2 separate regions of the Homo sapiens genome follow, and region 2 is linked to region 1. A link is an interaction called in ENCODE POLR2A ChIA-PET data of the cell type or tissue named here. Cell type or tissue: PC-3. All regions are shown on one strand. Links, peaks and the distances in the headings refer to the core of each region. The heading gives the core; the rest is flanking DNA. Region 1 overlaps CCDC90B-AS1 (CCDC90B antisense RNA 1). Region 2 overlaps PRCP (prolylcarboxypeptidase).

Region 1 (2,922 bases), core at 268-2,767:
GAGACAGGAAGGATACAGACCATGCTGAGAGTTTAGTGAGATTTTTCAGCTCTGCTATACCCCAGTGCGGAAAATGAATTCCAAAGTCAAGACCCCAAAATCCTATTTCCCTAGTCTTTCCCAGTGAGGTCCAAGGCAGCCAAGTCATACAATGAGGAGGACTTCTCCAATCAGGTACCTTGAGGCTGGAGCTGTAGGCTCTGCCAGGCCAGGGGTCTTCTCTGACCAGGAAAGGGGCAGATGTCTAGGGTTTTCCAGATCAGTACCTAGGACAGGGAATCTAGGTGAAATACACAGCCTTGACCGCTGAAGGACTCAGCAAAGGGCAGGCAAACACCCTTTTGGTTTTTTTCCTTTTCTTTTCATTTTTTCGTTTTCGTTTTTGAGACAGGGTCTCTGTTGCCCAGGCTGGAGTGCAGTGGTGCAATCAGGGCTCACTGTAGCCTTGACCTCCTGGGCTCAAGAGATCTTCCCACCTCAGCCCCCTGTGTAACTGGGACTACAGGCATGTGTCCCATTGCCCGGCTAATTTTTTTTAATTTTTATAGAGACAGGAGCTCGCTATGTTGCCCAGGCTGGTCTCAAATTCCTGGGCTCCACTGATCCTCTCACCTTGGCCTCCCAAACTGCTGAGATGACAGGGTGAACCACCATGCCTGGCCACCTTTCTTTTCAAAGCTACTCCCTAGCCTAATGCCCTTCAGTGATTCCTCTTACTCATGGATAAAGTAAAAAAGACCTTGAAGGCCAGCCTCACCTTTTCCAACCTCACCTTCTGAATTTCCCTACCCTTAACCCATTGCTCCAGCCATTCTCTCCATTCCCAAATGAACCAGGCTCTCTCACACACACTTCCCGGCTTTTGCAAGTGCTGTTGCCTTTTCCACACAACGTACTCCACACCACCATTCACCAAATCCATTTAACCAAACTGTCTTTCACACATCCTTTCAAACTAATGCCTTCCGACGGATCCCTGCTTAGGGTAATATAAGCCTCTCTTATGCATTCCCTTGGCAGCCTATACTACCCTTCATCATAATATTTATTACAATAGACTGTTGACAATCTGAGAGCAGGACTGTGTTTTATGTTTATATCTTCATGGCTTAGCACAGTGCCTGGCACCATAAATAGTGTTCAATAGTCATTCAAAGAAAAAATGAGTAATCGATGAGAGACACCAGGTTATGATGTAACATTGCAAAGTATATAATGTTTTGACAGCTCTTTCTTCTTCTTTTCTACCATTCTTTTAATCATTCTTTTCTTTGATTTATTTTAATGGGCAAACTCGGAATCGGGTGTCATTGCCAGCCTCCCTGTATAATTAGGAAAAAAAAAATTTCCCCAGATTTTCAGGGAATACGGGCTGATAGTCACTTTCCAGCCATGCAAAATGTGAAATTAACATAAAGCTACACAAAGCTTTTGTGACAATGGGCCCTCTGACTCAGCTTCAGAGATGAGAGCAAAGAAGCAAAGAATTGTCCTTGGTTCTTTTCACATCCTCCCCCTAGTGGCAAGAGCTCCAAGTAAGCTAAGGAAGAAAATGAAACCCATTTGGTCCAGAGCTCTCTCTTTCTCAATGCCTCATTCACAGGCTTTAAAACACATCGAGATTCCTTCACATCACCTATTCCAAGAGAAAATGACTGACACATGTGAGTGGTCCAGGCTGCATTCTCTCTCCGTGAAGTCACCAGAGCTATAGTCGTAGTCCTGGGTGATCTCTGGTCATCTGATACAATTGTGCCCAAGCTGGGACCCCAGACCTCTAAACATCAGAGGAAAGAGTACTGGAGCAATGGGGTCCTCAAGAGGATTTGGACATATTAAAATGCCTCAAAAAATTGTATCATTGCTGGAGATGAAATTGGAAACCACTGAAGAAATTGGCAAGTATCTTCGCCTTCCCCTGTAAATTTATCAGCTTACTGTTAAATCAGCACTGCTTATCTCCCACTCACCAACAGTAACTTATCTTGAATTAATGGAAAATAGGAAAATAAGTAGTGGCTTCATACATGTTGTTGGTAAAGAGTGTAAGCTGTGTTTTAAATGGGAGCTTATAAAGGTAAAAAAAAAAAAGTGGTTATTTGCAATGAAAAAAACCAGGACCCACTTCCCTGCTACCCTGTTGGCCTTTGAGATTTAGATAAACTAGGCTGCTTTCAGCAGGGGAGCATTTCTCATGTCCAGGCCATCTCATCAGACATTGGAAGAGGAAAGGATTCATTTGCCTACACTAGCAAATGGCAAATAGTTATTTTCTAGAAAGAAATTCAAACTGATTTTTATCTATTTTAGCTCAAAAAATTTCAAAATCTCCTGCAAGTCCACTGTATGAAATTCAATTTCCTTAGTCTTTTTTATTCTACCTTTTTCATTTTGTTCACCCCAATTCCACCCAGTCTTCATATAATTCCTATGCCCCAGTCTACGAAGTTTCCTCACCAAACTATGACCATATTTTGAACATTCACTCATTCATTCAACACACACTTACCAAAAGCTTGTTATGGCCCAGGCATGATAAGCACTGGAGACACCATGACACATATGGTCTCTACCATAATGGAGAAAACAAATATTAAGTGCAGAGACATGGGAAGGCTGGGTTGCTGTATGAGTCCATAACAAAAGTACCAAATCTGCATGTTGTTTGAGTGGGAATGACTTCTTAAAGAGTTACTCTAAAAAGTCACCATTTAAACTGGAATCTGAAAGATATAAAGGAATTGGCCAGATAAAGAGGAGAAAGAGCTCCAAGTTGAGTAGTGATGCTTTACCATATGCAAAGTCCCTGAGTAGGAAGGAGCAAAGCGATGAGTAAATTGTACTTGCTCACTCCAATCCTCTCTCCTGGACCCCTTGCCTTACAACCTCTACTAACTAAAACCCCTAAGGTTCAAATCCTAT
Region 2 (2,922 bases), core at 234-2,733, 440 kb after region 1:
TGTTCTCGAAAGTGGTGGAAAGGAAGAGATATTCAGTGTAGGAACAGTTCTGAAGAACTGACTAGAGGCAGATCATAGAAGAGCAGATCCTGGCCCATCCGCAGCCCCAGAGACCTTCCTTTACATACCAAAATGTTCCAGTGCACATTCACTGCTGGACATTAATTTGTTGAGAGGCAGCATCACACAGTGGTCGAGAGTGAAGGCTTCAGTCAGATAGACAAGGTTTGAATGCTGATTTTGCCACTTTGCTGTGTGACTTTAGGTAAGTTTCTTGTTCTGTGCCTCAGTTTTCTCATCTGTTAAATGGATACAGTAATAATGGTTCATAGAGTTGTGTAAAGAATTAAAGAAGATTAGGGGACTTGCAAGCACATAATGTTAAAAGATGTTGATATATTACATTGACCTCTTTTGAAAAATAAGAATACTCCTGAAATACATCACTTATTACTTTGTGAACTAGTTCAATGAAATTGCCTCCTCTCAAAGCCTGAAATCAACTGCACAGAGGTCTGGACATTGTAATGGATGATCTTTACTCTTAAGATACTCACGGTCTGGTGTGTGACATACATGTAAGCAAATTTTGCGGCACAGTACCAGGGACCTATACCTAGCACAGTGGTGTTGAGAAGGGGGAGTGATCAGCACTGCCAAGGTGGGGCAGGCAGAGGTGGGCATGCTTGAGCTGGGTGTTTGCAAGATCTGTAGATAAATGGCAGGGAATGAGTAGATCCTTAAGAGAGAAAGTGGGGGTTATTGAAACCATCACAAATATCTGGTTAAATTCTCTATCCTTACATGCATATAACTCTTCTAATTGTTCATTTATCGATCAAAACAAAAACACTTGAGGTTCTTAGTCTTTGTTAGGGAGCAGGAACTCACTAAAAAGCAACAATGTGCACTAGGAATGACAAGTAGTTTTAATCTGTGCTAAATCTAAATCTAATCGATTGATGTTGACTACCTAGAATGCTTCGTTGAGAACAGATTCTGAGGCCACAACTGAGTAAGCGAAAAAATGAAGTGATTGGCTAATGACCAGATATAGATGGTTCTAGCAAGGAGATCTAACAGCTCTTGATGATGGTGCTCTGGAGCCAGACACCTGTTTGAATCTTGGCAATGCCGCTTACTAGCTGTGTGAATGTTGAAAGTTATTTAAACTCTTGTGCCTCAATGTTCTTGTCTATAAAATGGGGGTAATCAAAGTGCCTATTTCATAGATTGCTGTGATAATTAAGTGAATTAATTCATATGAAATGCTTAGAACAGTGCCTGACACATTATAAACACTCAGTTATTATTAGCCATTGTGTGCTACTATTTATTTTCCAATAAAGAAGATTAATTGAAACCCCCTAGGGAGTTTAGTATGCTTGTTTGTTTTGCTTTCTCTTTTATGTTGTCAATGCCTATGAGTAGACAGCTTCTTTAGATATCTTTAGCTCTTTCCTAGAAGATTTGGCAAACAGTGCAATTTGTAGACTTTTTTTTTTTTTTTTTTGAGACAGAGGCTCGCTCTGTCGCCCAGGCTGGAGTGCAGTGGCGCTATCTCGGCTACTGCAAGCTTCGCCTCCCAGGTTCACGCCATTTTCCTGCCTCAGCCTCCCGAGTAGCTGGGACTACAGGCGCCTGCCACCACGCCCGGCTAATTTTTTGTATTTTTAGTAGAGACAGGGTTTCACCGTGATCTCGATCTCCTGACCTCGTGATCCGCCCGCCTCGGCCTCCCAAAGTGTTGGGATTACAGGCGTGAGCGACTGCGCCTGGCCCATTTTTTTTTAAAGTTGAAATTACCTTTTATTTTTATTTAATTTGTTTTCTCTCCATCGTGTTTTTTTTTCTTGACTTTTATTTTAGGTTCAGGGGGTACATGTGCAGGTTTGTTAACTTGGGTAAATTGTGTGTTGCTCAGATTTGGTGTATGAATGATCCCATCACCTAGGTAGTAAGCATAGTACCTGATACGTAGTTGTTGAACTCATGCCCCACACCCACACTCCCTGCACTATTAGCCCCTCTAGTAGTCATGCAGTGTCTATTGTTCCCCTCTTTGTGTCCATGTGTATTCAGTGTTTAGCTCCTGCTTATAAGTGAGAACATGCAGTGTTTGGTTTCCTGTTGCTCTATTAGGTCACTTAGGATAATGGCCTCCAGCTACATCCATGTTACTGCAAAGGATATTATTTTGTTCTTTTTAATGGCTACGTAGTATTCTATGGTGTATATAGACCACATTGTCTTTATCCAGTCCACTCTTGAAGGGTATCTAGGTTGATTCTGTGTCTTTGATATTGCAAACAGTGCTAAGATGAACATACAAGTGCATGTGTCTTTTTGGTAGAATGGTTTATTTTTATTTTAAATTTTTATTTAGTTTTTAATTTTATTTTTTGTAGAGAAAAGGGTTTCACTATGTTGCCCAGGCTGGTCTCAAACTCCTGGACTCAAGTAATCAACCTGTCTTGGCCGCCCAAAGTGCTGGGATTACAGGCATGAGCCGCCACACCTGGCCTATTTTTCTTTAGGTATATACCCAGTAGTGAGGATTGGTGGGTTGAATGGTAGTTCTATTTCAAGTTCTTTGGGAAATCTCCAAACTGCTTTCCGTAGTGGCTGAACTAATTTATATCGTACTAACAGTTTATAAGCATTCCCCTTTCTCCACAACCTCACCAACATCTGTTATTTTTTTACTGTTTTTTAATAATAGCCATCCTAACTGGTATGAGATGGTATCTCATTGTGGTTTTCATTTGCATTTCTCTGATGATAATGATGTTGAGCCTTTGTTCATGTTTGTTGGCCTTGTGTATGTCTTCTTTTGAAAAGTATCTGTTCATGTCTTTTGCCCACTTTTTAATGGGGTTGTTTTTTCTTGTAAATTTATTTACTTATTTATTTTATTGTTAT

Evidence for each region. ChIA-PET counts read pairs that join two places held together with the same protein. Peaks named below come from ENCODE experiments on the same cell type or tissue, not always from the same donor. Only the 100,000 strongest peaks of a DNase experiment are listed, where the experiment ranks them.
Region 2: POLR2A ChIA-PET joins it to region 1 with 6 read pairs; 1 of 35 experiments calls an interaction of 5 or more read pairs at or near these places.

What each region holds. Positions count from the first base shown.
Region 1 is chr11:83,291,739-83,294,660 of GRCh38, reverse strand. The region is part of intron 1 of CCDC90B-AS1 (CCDC90B antisense RNA 1); the gene reads right to left. Among named protein-coding and RNA genes, the nearest start is that of CCDC90B, 6.8 kb to the right of the region's middle. In PC-3, for the core only: a CTCF peak has its summit at 1,512 (motif pointing left); a DNase peak (open chromatin) is centred at 1,510; H3K4me3 peaks cover 407 bases.
Region 2 is chr11:82,855,626-82,858,547 of GRCh38, reverse strand. All of the region lies in intron 2 of PRCP (prolylcarboxypeptidase), which reads left to right. Among named protein-coding and RNA genes, the nearest start is that of PRCP, 43 kb to the left of the region's middle. RefSeq lists an enhancer at 1-488. In PC-3, for the core only: no CTCF peak of the experiment used is centred there; no DNase peak of the experiment used is centred there; H3K4me3 peaks cover 214 bases; H3K27ac peaks cover 694 bases.